Linked DNA regions of Mus musculus: region 2 is linked to region 1. Evidence: chromatin loops called from intact Hi-C (ENCODE). Cell type or tissue: left cerebral cortex. All regions are shown on one strand.

Evidence for each region. Peaks named below come from ENCODE experiments on the same cell type or tissue, not always from the same donor. Only the 100,000 strongest peaks of a DNase experiment are listed, where the experiment ranks them.
Region 2: a loop joins it to region 1, with 7 times the contacts of the local background. A loop is called at or near these places in 2 of 42 quality-filtered maps.

What each region holds. Positions count from the first base shown.
Region 1 is chr6:73,787,526-73,795,525 of GRCm38, forward strand. No RefSeq gene overlaps it. Among named protein-coding and RNA genes, the nearest start is that of Gm31747, 180 kb to the left of the region's middle. In left cerebral cortex, no CTCF peak of the experiment used is centred here; DNase peaks (open chromatin) are centred at 4,722 and 4,877.
Region 2 is chr6:73,640,973-73,648,972 of GRCm38, forward strand. No RefSeq gene overlaps it. Among named protein-coding and RNA genes, the nearest start is that of Gm31747, 36 kb to the left of the region's middle. In left cerebral cortex, CTCF peaks have their summits at 4,293 and 5,764; DNase peaks (open chromatin) are centred at 4,104, 4,585, 5,372, 5,704 and 1 more place; H3K27ac peaks cover 399 bases.

The DNA.
Region 1 (8,000 bases):
TCTCACCATTTATGTTGGCTACTAGTTTGCTGTAGATTGCTTTTATCATGTTTAGGTATTGGCTTTGAATTCCTGATCTTTCCAAGACTTTTATCATGAATGGGGGTTGGATTTTGTCAATTTTTTTCTCAGCATCTAACGAGATGATCATGTGTTTTTTGTCTTTGAGTTTATTTGGATTACGTTGATGGATTTCCATATATTGAACCATCCCTGCATCCTTGGGATGAAACCTACTTGGTCAGAATGGATGATTGTTTTGATATGTTCTTGGATTCGGTTAGCGAGAACTTTATTGAGGATTTTTCATCGATATTCATAAGGGAAATTGGTCTGAAGTTCTCTATCTTTGTTGGGTCTTTTTGTGGTTTAGGTATCAGAGTAATTGTGGCTTCATAGAATGAGTTGGGTAGAGTACCTTCTCTTTCTATTTTGTGGAATAGTTTGTGAAGAACTGGGATTAGACCTTCTTTGAAGGTCTGATAGAACTCTGCACTAAACCCATCTGGTCCTGGGCTTTTTTTGGTTGGGAGACTATTAATGACTGCTTCTATTTCTTTATGGGATATAGGACTGTTTAGATCATTAACCTGATCTTGATTTAACTTTGGTACCTGGTATCTGTCTAGAAACTTGTCCATTTTATCCAGGTTCTCCAGTTTTGGTGAGTATAGCCTTTTGTAGAAGGATCTGATGGTGTTTGGATTTCTTCAGGATCTATTGTTATGTCTCCCTTTTCATTTCTGATTTTGTTAATTAGGATGCTTTCTTTGTGCCCTCTAGTGAGTCTGGCTAAGGGTTTATCTATCTTGTTCATTTTCTCAAAGAACCAGCTCCTCAATTGGTTGATTCTTTGAATAGTTCTTCTTGTTTCCACTTGGTTGATTTCGCCCCTGAGTTTGATTATTTCCTGCTGTCTACTCCTGTTGGGTCAATTTGCTTTCTTTTTGTTCTAGAGCTTTTAGGTGTGTTGTCAAGCTGCTAATGTGTGCTCTCTCTAGTTTTTTTTTTTTTTTTTTGGCACTCAGAGCTATGAGTTTTCCTCGTAGAAATGCTTTCATTGTGTCCCATAAGTTTGGGTATGTTGTGGCTTCATTTTCATTAAACTCCAAAAAGTCCTTAATTTCTTTCTTTATTCCTTCTGTGACCAAGGTATCATTGAGAAGAGTGTTGTTCAGTTTCCACGTGAATGTTGCTTTCCATTATTTATGTTGTTATTGAAGATCAGCATTAGTCCATGGTGATCTGATAGTATGCATGGGACAATTTCAATATTTTTGTATATGTTGTGGCTTGTTTTGTGACCAATTATGTGGTCAATTTTGGAGAAGGTACCATGAGGGGCTGAGAAGAAGGTATATCCTTTTGTTTTAGGATAAGATTTTCTGTAGATATCTGTCAGATCCATTTGTTTCATAACTTCTGTTAGTTTCACTGTGTCCCTGTTTAGTTTCTGTTTCCATGATCTGTCCATTGGTGAAAGTGGTGTGTTGAAGTCTCCCATTATTATTGTGTGAGGTGCAATGTGTGCTTTGAGCTTTACTAAAGTGTCTCTAATGAATGTGGTTGCCCTTGTATTTGGAGCGTAGATATTCAGAATTGTGAGTTCCTCTTGGAGGATTTTACCTTTGATGAGTATGAAGTGCCCCTCCTTGTCTTTTTTGGTGACTTTGGGTTGGAAGTTGATTTTATTAGATATTAGAATGGCTACTCCAGCTTGTTTCTTCATACCATTTGCTTGGAAAATTGTTTTCCAGCCTTTCATTCTTAGGTACTGTCTATCTTTTTCTCTGAGATGAGTTTTCTGTAAGCAGCAAAATTTTTGTTTGTAGTGAACTGCTTCCATGTGCCCGACATGAAGGCCTGATGCCCTCATGGAAAGAGTGCAAGTGCATCAGATCTCCTGAAATGGGAACTTTGAGTGGTTGTGAGCTATGCAGATACTAGGAATCGAACCCAGGTTTTCTGTGAGAGAAACAAGTGCTCTTAACTGCTAAACTATCTCTGTAGCTCCCCTATTTCTGTTCTCATTCACCCTTCTTGTTGGTTAGTTAGTTCTTGAATGCCCCCCCGCCCCCTTCATATCCTACATCTGATCTGTGTCTGTTCCATAGAGCTGTCAGACCAACTCAGATGACAGCTTGGTTATTCTTTCCAGCCAGAGGTAGGAGTGGTTTTGATTTAGAGTAATTTTTTTTTTCCCTCAGGAGAAATTTAGTAATGTCTAAAGGCATCTTTCATTGTTCCGATTGTGGATGGGCCTGTGAGAGGCACCTGGTAAGTAAAAGGATTGTGGTCCTACAATGTAGTGGGTAGAACAGGCAGTGAGGATTTATCCCTCCCTCTTGTCAGCATTGCGAAGTTTCAGAAAGAGTGCTCCAAAAACTCACATCCATATGATCCTTATTATTTAAAAAATACTAAGTCTTGTTTTGGGATCACTAGCCTGTGGGTATGTCTATGGAGATTTTGGGATCACTAGCCTATGGGTATGTCTATGGAGAATCATCTTAAATATATTTACAAGAAACACCCTGTCTAAATGCAGGCAGCTTCAGTCTGCAGCTTTAGATACTGAATTGTATGGGAGTGGAGAGAGCCCTCCGAGTACTACCTAGGTATGTATTACTCTCTGCTGTTGGCTGTGAATCTGACCAACTGCTAAAAGTTCCTGTCACTGTGCCTCCCTGCAGTGATGGGCTGTAACCTGGAACTGTGAGACAAATAAACAATTTCTCCTTTAAACAAAGGCTGAAATCAGCATCAGCATGAAAAGCATAGAGCTTTTTCTTTCAACAGATAGAATTATTTTTTGTAGTAATTCAGTCACTTGGAAAAAGTAAGGGGCAATATATAATTTTAATCTAAATATTTACAATAATATTTAAATCTTAAAAAGACATATTTTCCCTGAAACTCTCTTTCTGTAATAGGTAACATTTTTATTTTTTGAATCATTGTCTTTGTCCAATCTCTAATACCAGCTCTTATTTCAATACTGACTTTTGAGTCATCAACACTGGAGTGTTTTGTATTTTCATTTAACTTATTTTAAATGATACATAAAAGCATAATTATACCTATTAATGGAATAGTATAATATTTCCAGAAGTATATTCTTTTTCTAATCTTTATTTATTTTGAGTATTTACATTCATGTACATGATCATTTGTGCATGACACACTTGTACAGTGGTCCAAGGACAGTCTCCAGTATCTTTTTTCACATTTCTCCTCATTTGAGGCATAGTCTTATTATTTTGTGTTATCCTGGCTAGCTGTTCCCTGAACTTCCAGGGATTCTCTTGTCTTCATCCACCATTATGTCATAGGAGCTATGGAGTTACAGATACCTGCTCTATTGCATCTGGTTCTTACATGAGTTCTGGGGACTTAAACTCATGCCCTCATGCTTTTTGTGGCAAGACGTTACCTACTAAGTTATCTCCCCACCTTTCTGTCATCTTTGCATTAAGCTTAACATATCTATACCCTCAAATATTTACCATTGCTTTGTGATTAAGAACTTTCAAGTCCTTTCTTCCATCTTGCTGATGTGTACAGTACACTGTGCTTTGAGCTCAAGCAGACACATCAGGTTTTCTTACGTCACATTCATTATCTATAACAAAACCGTTTCACTCTTGGTGATGTGAATTATTCGTTAATATAACTGCAAGGCATGATGTTATCAAAGAAAAGGACTGGACTACACCCAAGGTATGCTGGGATTTGTGACGCCATAAGAAGATTTTCTTTTATTCCTATTTTGTGACAAGATCATTCCTAGGGAGATACAACATTCACATCTACTCACCCCAGATAAGGCACCCATAGTACAGATACCATCAAAATCCAATAAATGTTATTGGGATTATTTTGAAGAATATGGATGGGGGTTATTCAAAGGAGCAGAAATGACTCAAAAATAGCTGCACCACCAAAGCACACTCCAGCATGGTTGACAGTTCACCAAAGCTGGAATTTTGGCTTGCACTGAACAACCTGAAGGCAACTCAACAGGTTGAAGTGCCTTTTCCAGTGACTCAGTTGGTATAAGCCTCTTTGAGGCAGCTTAGATTGTTTCTGCGTCTTCCAGGTTGCTGCTCTAATCTGAGAGTCTTTTTTTGCAGCTTGGCTTAGGTGACTCTCAACAAGCTGTATTGCTTACTATGGTTGGGAGGAGAATAATAAATCTGGTCAGTTTCAGGGACTTCCTGAAGCTCTTGTGAGCTGCTTACCTCTCTGCTTAGGGAGCTTCCCTGCAGAATGGAAAGTTTCAATCTTGAAGAAAACTTTTATATAACACTGCATGCAAGAAAATTAAAAAGAAATTAGAAAATTCATCATTTCACAGCCCCCACAAAAGAAAGGGGCCAGTATATCTTTTATTCATTCTTCTCATATTTGTGATTTCTATATATGCTACATACAGTTAGATCACAAATGAGAAGAAATGAAATAAATCAAGTCATCATAGCAACTTAAAAACACTTTGGCTAACGCAGAGTTAAATGCCTCTTTTTTTTCTTTTTTATAAGGAAAACATTTGTTATGCCAGTCTGAGAAAATGCATAATCCCTGGGTCTCATTAGAATTATCACAGCTTTTCCCACCCCCATTTCTGTTGCTTTCATTTTTCACAGTGGGCTGCTGTGACTTAATCCACCCAGTGATTTAAATGTCCTCTCTGCATATTCTTCCCTTCTGTTTGCATCTTCATAGAGAGCAGTTTTGTCACACTAGCGTTCTTACTGTTGATCATGTTGGTTCAAGATAAATCAAGAATAATTACTGTACCTCGAGCAAAGAACATTTTCTGTAGTCTACATACTTTCCTAACTAACTATTTGCAAAACATTCATAGCACAGTCTCTTAATTGGCTTGAGAAATATACGAGTTTTCAAATGCAGAATGTGTGGGTGTATGTGTGAAGGAGCACAGACAGACACAGAGGAAGCACCACAGAGCAGGAGCAATGCACACAGTGGCTCAGTATTGGACCCTTCTGTGTGTCCCAGCCCTGGTGCTAGGTCATGCTGCATTTGCTTAGGTCATACTTACGATCTTCCAGACTTGCTAGTGTTTGTTGTTTAATCATTAATTAAAAAAAAATCTGAGGTTATAATAACATTACTTACCTCTTCCTTGTCTCTCTTCAGAATCTTTCATGCACTCATCTTGCTATCTTTCAAATTCATTACTTTAAAGATTTTCCCATTTTTAATTGTTTGCATGCCTGTGTGCTTGTAGTACCCTGGGGAGACCACAAGAAGATGTTGGGCCCCATGGGACTAGGTTACAGGTTACTGTGAGCTTCCTAATGTGGACGCTTAGAACAATACTGCCGAGCCTTAACTCCAGCATCTTATTAATTTTTTTTTTTTACTTATTTACTTTACATCCTGCTCACTGTATCCCTCCTGGTCACCCCATTCATAGTCCTTCCCACATGCCCCATTCACTTCTCCTGCTGGTACAAGTCTTTGCCAGGCTAGACACTTCCTCTCCCACTAAAACTAGACAGAACAGCCCAGATAGTAGAACATATTCCACTTATAGGCAACAGCTTTTGGGATAGCCTCTGGTCCAATTGTTTGGGACCCAGAGGAAGGCGAAGCTGCATATCTGCTACATATGTGTGGAGAGGCTTAGGTCCAGACCACGTATATTCTTTGGTTAGTGGTTCAGATTTTGAGAGCCCCAGGGGTCCAGGTTAACTGACTCTGTTGGTCTACCTGTGGAGTTTCTATTCCCTTTGGAGCCATCAATCCTTCCTCCTATTCTTCCATAAGAGTTCCTAAGCTCTGTCCTTTGTTTGACTCTGGCTATCTGTATCTGAATCAGCTGCAGGGTGGAGTCTCCAGGTCCTCAGCAGTTTTATGCTATAACTTAGGATGCTGAGTAGTAAACAAAAGTTAAAAATTGGAATCAAATGTCAACCAGGATCATTCAGTTTGAATATGAAATGTAACTATAGGCTTGTGTGATTGAACACTTGGTGCCCAGCTGGTGCTGCTGTTACAGAAGACTTTGGAATCTTCTGGGGATAAGCCTGGGCTCTTTCACTGTACTTTCTGTTTCTGGAGAAGAGATACAATATCATCAGTCAGCTTTTTATTCCTGCTATCATACCTTCCTTGCCTTGTGCTGTGTTTGGCAAACTAATGTCCTTGCTGTTGATTATGCTGGTTTAAGATAGGTCAAGAATAATTGCTGTACTTCAAGCAAAGAACATTTTCTGTAGTCTGCATACTTTCATAACCAACATTCATAGTGTTCTCTTGGTTAGCCTGAGAAATATACAATATACTATGCCATCTCTGGAACTGTAAGCCTAGACAAATTCTTTCTATCTGATATTTCTTTTCTAAAGACTGTTGGCACAACAGAAATGTCAATAATGCAGGTAGAACTAAGGTAAATAACTTAAGTGGCCAGGTTAGACCAAGTAGCTAGTGTTTTGAGGAAGGTAGTAAAGATTTGACAACTTTAAGCAAATGATTGTGGCATACTGTGATTGTTTAAATGATAACTGCCCTCTATAGTCTCTGACACTTACCACTTGGTCCCCAGTTGGTGCCAGAGTTTGGGGAGATGTAGGTGTTTGCTTCTATGCTGAATGAAGTATGTCCCTGGAGATGGGCTTTGAGGCTAAAAGCCTTGAATCATTTTCAGTTCTATCTTTCTGCTCTGTGCTTATGGTTGATGTGTGGTCTCTTAGTTTCCTACTCCTGCTGCTAAGTGCATCCTCTCCCACTGAGGGCAGACAAGGCAGTCTAGTTAGGAGAACAGAGTCTACAGACAGGCAATATAGGCTGTAGAATATTGAGCCTGCATGGAAAGTGTGTAGATAAGTAGGTGGAACTCTAACATGATAAAAAAGTTTCCAATATGTGGCTTTAATCTGATAGAATAGATCTATAACTATCTTTTGGCAGAACTCAACAATTCCAAGCAAGTGATGTTTAACCTCTTTTAAAAGCTCTAGCAAATTACATTTCACGGTGGGCTTGAAGGTTGGTTTCTCCTTCCCACTTTTAGTCCTTTTCTTTTCACTTCTGGTCAGGTTATTTTAAGATAAAATTACCAATTTCACTAGCAGTATAGATGGTCACCTGAGATCAGCAATGAGATGGGTCTGGTGGCACAGAACTTTAATTCCAGCACAGTCCCAATCTCATTGTTATGGTGAGAATATCTATAAGTAAACCAAGGGACATAGAGATAGGGGCATGCTCAGTGGTAGAGAACCTGTTTAGTTTACTCAAGACCTTGGTTTCTGTCTTTAGCAACAGGTTGCAGGGATGGTAGGAGGATCTGTGGGAATGTTTCCTAAGACAAATGGTATTACTATGCAAAAATGAATATCTGTTTTAATATCAGAGGCACTGAAGTGCTTGAAGTGATTTTTTTCTTTGGTTGTGTCATCTGAAAGCTTCTCTAACACACTATATTGAACAGAACTGAGTTATGGTTTTATTATTCTCGAGAAGCCACAGAGTGTATCTATTCGTGGAGACTCTTAACAGCCACCTTTCACTCACCTAAGCACAGTTCTTCACATGAGACCATTTTATTCCCCTGGTAAATTCCTTCCCCTGAGACATTTAATTTGTTATGTATCCTGGTTGTGGTTTTTATGAAGCAGTAAATGTCATGAACCCATCTATCAAGAGACAGTATTCACTGAAGGGTGATGCCTGCAACCAAACTGGAATTTAGAAAACAATAAGAAATACATCATTAGTACAAAATGTTCAATTGCAGATTCTGTCATATCTGAAATCCTAAACCACGAATGAATTTTCTCTGTTCTTTACAGAACTAAAGCAGGAAGAGAGGAAGCCTGCCAGAGGGCATTGTCTTAATATTTAACTGTGTTTGGATGGAAAACTTTCTCTGCCAGAGGCTTTGCTAAGGAACAGTTAAGACTCTCAGCAGATGTGGACAGAAGGTTTACTAAACAGAGAGCGGGCGAGAACAAAAATGAGGGCAT
Region 2 (8,000 bases), 150 kb before region 1:
ATTGTTCACAATTGCCTGTAACTACAACTCCAGAGAATATGATACCATTTTCTGGCCTCTATAGGCATGTCAACATATGTACATATAGAAACAAAGAAACAAACAAACTCACACACATCTTTAAAAATAGGAGTATAGTAAATTTATAATTATTGATATTATTATTATTATTCTTTAAATTGAAGGAGAATAAATGTACACCCTAGCCATGCTTTGATGAGGAGCCCAGGAGGTGATAATGGATGCCTGCAGTGTGCCTTTTCTGGTTGATTAGCTTTTATATCTATGACAAAAGATTTGAACAACTGACTTAATAGAGTACATTTTTTTTTGTCTCCTGGCTTCACAGGTTTCAGTTCATGGTAACTGGAGTTCCATGATTCCTGGTTGGGGTGAGGCAGCACATCACGGTAGGAACATATGATGATTCAAAGCATTCACCTGTGGTGACAGGAAGCAAAGGCAATGAGGAGACAGAGACCGAGGTGTTGGTTTGCCTATCATTTTCTTTTGTTGATATATCATTGATGGAAAATGTTTCCTTTGCCACTGAAGCTGGCTCCTTGGACAGCCCATAAAGATGGACATACTTAATGTTATCCTGAAAGAAAGATAAAATTTCAAGACCGGTAAGTCATATAAAGTACTCAGAAATTGCTGGTTGTTTGTGAGCCTAGAGGCTGCCTGCGGCTGAAAATAAAGAAAAACAAACCTGGGTATGCCCCGTAATTAAAACATTCTTGGGAACAGCTTAACCTATAAGATAAAGAGGAATGTGTGGACAAACAGGGCTATCTTGTCTGGGTCAACACCACCTGGCCGGAACCTCCCCTCTGTCTACTGCCCCTTGACTCGGGGTAAAGTCATACATCAGCTGGTTGCTATGTGAACAAAGATAAGCCCCCAGCCCACAGGAACTAAATCCTAATGCCCTTTTGCTGACATGTAATCTTTCTGAGAAGAAGGAACCTAGGTGGGTCGAGAAATAATGGAAACCAAGACATGCTAGTCTGTTCAAGGTTCCAATGTTTAGTAAAAGTCTGCGCTTATAAAGAGGGAAAACCATCCCCTGTCATATCAAGTTTCTTGATGTTGTCAGCACAGCCTTCTAGCAGTAATTTGCCAGATTCACAGTTGCAGTTAACTCCAGAAAATCTTGGAGAACTGGTTAGGCCTCACGGCAGGTGGCAGGCAGTGTCAAGTCAAAGGAAACTAGTTGAGTTGGAGAAGCAGCACAGCAGGTGGCCCTGCCTCTGTGGCATCTGACCTGAACCAGCCTGTCTAGGCTGAAGGAGGTTACAAAGTATAAAATTAGGGATAATTTTAAGGAAGAACCCAGACTTTGATACAATATGAAATGAATATTAAAAAAGAAATGAATATATATTAAAATTCTCACTTTACTTACTAACAAGGCAACTAATGAGAAATCAAATCTATGATTACTAAAGTCCAGGATTTCTAGTTAAACTTGACCTTCAGATAAACAACACATAATTTTTCAATATGAGTGCTGTTAGCATTTTGTCTAAGCCCGCCCTTGTTCCTCCAAATCATTGTTTACTCAGCAATCAAGTCTATCTGATTATCTTGTATTTTATATGTTAAGTATGGCAACTTTAACCAAAGGACAATTAAAACTACTGCACAGTTAAGTGGACTAAACTTATAAATAGAGTAAAAACTGGCAACTTGGATATTATCTATAGGGTGATGGTTTGTTGTATTTACCAGACATAGCATACATGTGTGCAGATAAAAAATATTCCCATTAGTGACTGTCTTCTATAATTTGTAGAATTTTAAGATGTTCAAATACAGGGTTGGGTAGAGCTAAACTGGGGCTATTAACTACACATGTTCCTTGGCAATCTTTCTTTTTACTTCGCTTCCATTCTTCCTTTCTTCTTTCTTTCCTTCCTACCCACCATATTTCCTTCTTCCCTCCTCCCTTCCTCCCTCTCTTCTTTCCCTCCCTCCCTTCCTCTCTCCTTACCTCCATCCCCTCCTTGAGTTCTGCTTCTGCGATGACAGTGATATTAGGACAGAGAGGTTTGCATCCAGCTCTTTGTCAGAAATACAGAGTCCAGCTTTGAATGCATGCATATCTCTTTGCAGGTAGCTAGACAGATGATGTGTTATCAGAAGGGTTGGGGCTAGAAACACAGATACAGAGGCCATAAGTATAAGTTAGACCAGAGAGTTTATGGGGTTAGTGTAGATAAGGCAGAGGAGCTTAAGACACTGTAAGACGGGTAGAAGTGAAACACTAAGCAGAAAATACTGAGACTTGGTAGAGACATAAGGGAACCAAGAGGAGACATTCTTACAGAGCCCAGAAAAAAGGACAAAACTTAAGGAATGGAGTCTGCCTGTTATTCCAGAAGAAGTGGTGTGAACTACCATGTGAACTACTTCATGCTCCTATCCTCTTGTTGCTATTTCTGAAGTGATGGAATTATAGATATAGCCCACTAACCTGAACTTTATCTTAAAAGGATCTTCCCTAAGATTATAACTAGAGAGGTCAAGGGGCTTCATTGATGGGATAGAGTTGGTGTTGGTGGTAAATTCTTGCCTGTGTTCATTTTTTTGTGGGTGTGCTCTGGCAGAAGTCTCTTTGAGAAACCCAGGAGACCTTCCTGTGAAATTAACATGAGAAGGAAAGAAAGACACCCCTCCCACCCAGACAAACCCCACCAAAATCCACAAACAAAACAACAAACGAAAAACAAATAAATAAACCCACACGCAATTACAATCATATCGGTATTATTTTATTATTTCTCTTTAGATTCTAGAAAGCGAAGAAGAAGAAAAAAAGGCCACAAACATATTTACAAAACCAAATCCCTGCTCTTCTCACTGCATCCATCTAAGTATCAAAATGTGGGGTCTAAAATCAGTAGTGTTTTCAAATTTTATCACTGTGAGATAGATTCCTATCAAATACATTATAAAATATTTATTTATCTTTCTTTTATGTGTATAAGTGTTTTTTGCTGTAGGTATGTTAGTGTACCACAGGCATGCAGTCCCTGTGGAGGTCAGAAGAGGGCTTGGATCATCCTGGAAATGAAGTTGCAAATGGTTGTGAGTGCATGTTGGCGCTGAGAATTGAATCTGGATCTTTTATAAGAGCAGCAAGTATGCTTAACTGCTGAGCCATTCTTAGAGAGACCAGAAAAAAGGACAAAACCCAAATGCCCAGCAAGTAACAACTTGAGGGAGGCAGATTATGTTTTGGCTTAGATCTTAAGAAAGGATACAGCCTCGTGTGCTTAAGAAGGCATGGTGTCGCGGGGCTGTGGTGGCACACAGCTTTAATTCCAGCACTCTGGAGGAAGAGGCAGGTGGATTTCTGAGTTTGAGGCCAGCCTGGTCTACAAAGTGAGTTCCAGGACAGCCAGGGCTATACAGAGAAACTCTGTCTCGAAAAGACAAAAAATAAAATAAAATAAAATAAATAAATAAATAAAATAAATAAATAAAGAAGGCATGGTGTCAGTGAATGAGATGATTAGTCATTTCTTTTTCCTTTGGGAAACACTTGATGTGATAACCCAGTTTTCCTCCCTCCTGGAAACACCCTATCACATCCTGCCTCTCTCTGCTTCTAGGAGGGTGTTCCTCAACCCACCCTCCCACCCACCCACTCCCATCTCCCCCTCTATTCCCTTATACTTGTGCCATTTTGTAGTCAGGAAAAAGAGGAAATGCGCTAGGCTATCAAACAATACCTTCTTCAGAGAGGCCTCCCAGGACCTTTCACATTTAAACTCCAACAGATGTTTCCTTCATTTGCTCTGGCTCCAAGATGACTTCACATTGTAATGAGAGCTGGGATTGGATAGGTCCTTCTCAGCAAAATGACATGAGGAAGGAGGGAGGATGCTCACATGTTGGCCCCAGAAGGTTACTGAATGACTATGACGTATCAATTACTGCCATGTTCATAAAGCTGCTTGCCTGTGAAAATCAGCTTAACAAACTGGAGGGAACCCAAATCAATTTAGAAGCTCTTTCTAGAGCCTTGTGTGAAGTGGCCAATGGAGGCGTTTAATGGAGCAGATGGGCTCTTGGAATGTGGCAAGTGGCATCTGGTGATAAGAGTTTGCTTTCTCTGACTTGGAGTCATTTAAATTTTAAATTGGGACAGAGGAGGAGGAGATGCCCAAGTCTGTGGGATTCCAGAGACTGCTGTTGGCTTTCCCTCCAATGAGCAGATGTTTTCCTTGGTGATGTTCCTATACAGGCCACTAGTAGTGAGATTAACAACCTCTAGCTTTTAAGGCAGTCATTATCAGCACTGAAGTGGTTTTCAAATGGGCAGTATCACTTAGTCACTGTAAAAGGAAAGGTTTTAGTAGCTAGGAAAAGAAGTCACATTGGCTGGTTTGTCTTTGCAACAATAACAACAAAAATCATAGAAATAATTTACAGCCATTGCAAGCATTGTATGTTTTCCAGATCTGGTGTTGGCTAAAAAGCCTTGACAGAAGAACAAGCTCACTCAGAATAAAAGAATAAAAATCAACCACTAAGGAGAAGATGCCACGGGCTGTTTCCTGGGATATGCTTGTGGTCGTTTGTGGCAGCTGAAAGGAAGTTACACATAATTCCTGCCAGGTCCTTGTTCTTTCCAAGGAGAAAACCAGAAGCAGCAGACACTGTAAGGGTAAGCCTACTGCTGACTGCTGAGACACAAAAGACAGCTGGCAGAGCTCTCTGGCAGAGAACAGATGTAGATGTCCAGCTGACCAGCTTCTAGTCCTAAAGCCTTTCCACAAACATTGCATTTACCAGTAAGAGCATCAAGCACAATTTTTTTGTTTTTGTTTTGTTTTTGTTCTTTTGAGACAGGGTTTCTCTGAATAGCCCTGGCTGTCCTGGAACTCACTTTGTAGACTAGGCTGGCCTTGAACTCAGAAATCCACCTGCCTCTGCCTCAGGAGTGCTGGGATTAAAGGCGTGCACCACCACGCTGGCTTAAGTATAATTTTTAATAGAGGTTAGCAATGGTAGGATTGCAGAAGGTCCACATTAGATAGCTGCCAATGTCTAGAAAATCAGGAATTCTCCTTTTATTTATTTTATTTTGTGCATTTGTTTGCGCATAATAAAAAGATTTGTTTTGTTTAGTGAGCATATTAGTGAACTACTTTCCTGTTGCTGTGATAAAACACCACGACCAAGAGTGATTCCAGAAGGATGGTTTCATTTGAAGCTGGTATGGGGGCTGGAGCATAAAGGTGGGAATTCACACCCTTTACTGAAAGCACAAAGAAGAGAGAACAAACTAGAAGTAGGACAAGGCTGTATACTCTCAAAGCCTGCCCCAGTGGCATACTTTTTCTAGTAAGAACATACTTCCTCAACTTCCCAAAACAGAGCCATCAGCGGGAACTAAATGTTCACATGCCTGGAAGGTTGGGAGATGTTTTCTTTCAAGCTGTACTCACTGAGTACAGATCTGTACAATGGCTGATAGACTTTTCCTTAGCGTGGTGATTAGCATCATCCGCAGTAGTGATTTGTTCATTGCGAGATGCTCATCTCTGGTTGACTTTTGGTTTATACATGAGGTTAGGTTATGGCCAATAGCAGATTAGAGACCTGCAGGGAAATCTAGTCTTTAATGGAATCTGGGGCAGGGCTATGTGAATCACCTACCAGGTTGTGTTTGTGCATTAGGTATGAGTGATTCCCACAGAGAACCGGAGGAGGTTACAAGCAGCCAGTCTCATGAGTAACTTCCTCTAGGAGACAGTATTCCTCCAGGGGAAAGTGTGAGAAGCTTCTCAGTGTTACTTGCTGTGCTTTTGTCTTGTTTGATTTTTTTTCTTTGCCAAGGGCATGCATGCATCAAAACATGAGGTACCCCAGGTTGTGGGTGATCTCTGTGCTCTAGTTCAGATGTTCTTTGTAAGAACAGAGGCTGCTTTTTTTGCTCTTTGTTTCCCAGCTCTTTTCTTTCTTTACCTTGAGGATATTATATATTCTATCAAATATTCTTATGGGAAACCTAAAAATTTTACTTTAAAATCTAAATGCCAAATATTTAATATTTGAGCTATGTGTATAATCTCATAGGAAAAACGCTTTTCAAGTTTTATATATGGCTTAAGATGCATAAATACATATAATATGCAAATCTGTGAAATAATATGTAATATGTAAAGTAAGAGATGTAAGTAAAAATGTATTCAGCTGAAGATAAATCAGTTAAGCCAATGAATATGTTTCAGAAATACTGGGGAAAACTCTGTTTTAAAGTTTTCCCAGTCTGTGGCCACCCCCACTGAAGACTCTTACTCAGTTCCTAGAATAGGAAAAATACTTTAAGATGAAAATAAATTTTCAAACTGTTCATATTTGAATGCTCTTCTTAAATATTTCTTCGGGTAGGTGGAAAACTGAAGTTGGCTAAGTGTCATTCTGGTGTGAAAAGCAGACTTTTCTTTGCTCTAGAAAATGAAACAGTAGATACTACTGTCTTTTTCCTGAGATGGCTACCATTTCTAGAGCATAATGTTCCTTGGCCCTAACAATGAAAAGATGATCAAGTCTAAACTTAGTGGTAGATAAGGAAATACATTAAAGTATTTGTTCAAGTATCTGGACTTATATCTCATTTCTTCAGTGAGTCAATGGTTATATCAGCTACTTTTCCATTGCTATGATAAAAAACCCTGCCCCAAAGCAATTTAGGGAAGAAAGGGGTTATTTTGCCCTATAGTTGGGGCAGCAGAATCCATGATATTTGGGAAGGCATGGAAAAATCAAGGAAAGCATGGTGTCAGGATGAATACATTGGCTGATCACATTTTCATCTATACCCAGGATGCAGAGAAAGAACAGGAAGTGAGGTTAGGCTATCCACACTACAATCCTAACCTAGTGGCAGTTTTCCAGCAAAGCTTCACTTGCTAAGAGTTCTCTAACCTCCCAAACAGGGCCATCAACAGGAGACCAAGTATTCAAATACATGAAACTTCGGAGGATATTTCTCAACCAAAACAACCACAATGCTATTTGGCAGGATTATTCTAATTATCAGATTCCAGGTTTCTTTGTGTTCCACCTTCTTTCCACACTTCATACTCTTCATGGAACATTGAAGGATGGTAAAAGTCCAAACACCATTGTTAGATTGTGGAATTATGGGGAAATTTGTCAGTCAATGAAGTAATGGTTAATATTTTGAGCCTTTAGATTGAGTTTTTCACTTGGGAACCTTCAATAGTTGTGATAGTTAACATTGGTAACTCCACATGACCAGTGTAGAGTAATTCAGGAGATAATACTCAGGTAATGTTTAGACACAGGTAACATCTAGAGAGAGTTTCTTTCTTTCTTTCTTTCTTTCTTTCTTTCTTTCTTTCTTTCTTTCTTCCTTCCTTCCTTCCTTCCTTCCTTCCTTCCTTCCTTCCTTCCTTCCTTCCTCCCTCCCTCCCTCCCTCCCTCCCTCCCTCTCTCTCTCTCTCTCTCTTTCTTTTTCTTTTCTTTTTTTTTTCTTTTGGTTTTTCGAGACAGGGTTTCTCTGTATAGCCTTGGCTGTCCTGGAACTTACTCTGTAGACCAGGCTGGCCTCAAACTCAGAAATCCATCTGCCTCTGCCCCCAAGTGCTGGGATTAAAGGCGTGCGCCACCACTGCCCGTAGAGAGTTTCTAGATTAGGGTAATGGAAACTGGAAAATGCACTCGAAATGTGGGTAGCAACATTTCATTGGCTGAAGTTTTATACCTAACAAAAAGAAGAAAATGGGCAGAGTAGAGTGCCAGCATTCACCTTTGTTTCCTGTCAGTGGGTGCACATGACAAACTGTCTCTCATGCCAGCAACCATGAATTCACACCATGAGGGACTGTCCCTCAAACAGTGAGCTAAAACAGAACAAAACAAAACAACAAAACCAAACCAAAAGGAACAACAGAACCTTTCTTTCTAAAGTTGCTTTTGTCTAGTGTGCACTGAGAGACTAAACCACTACAAAGTGC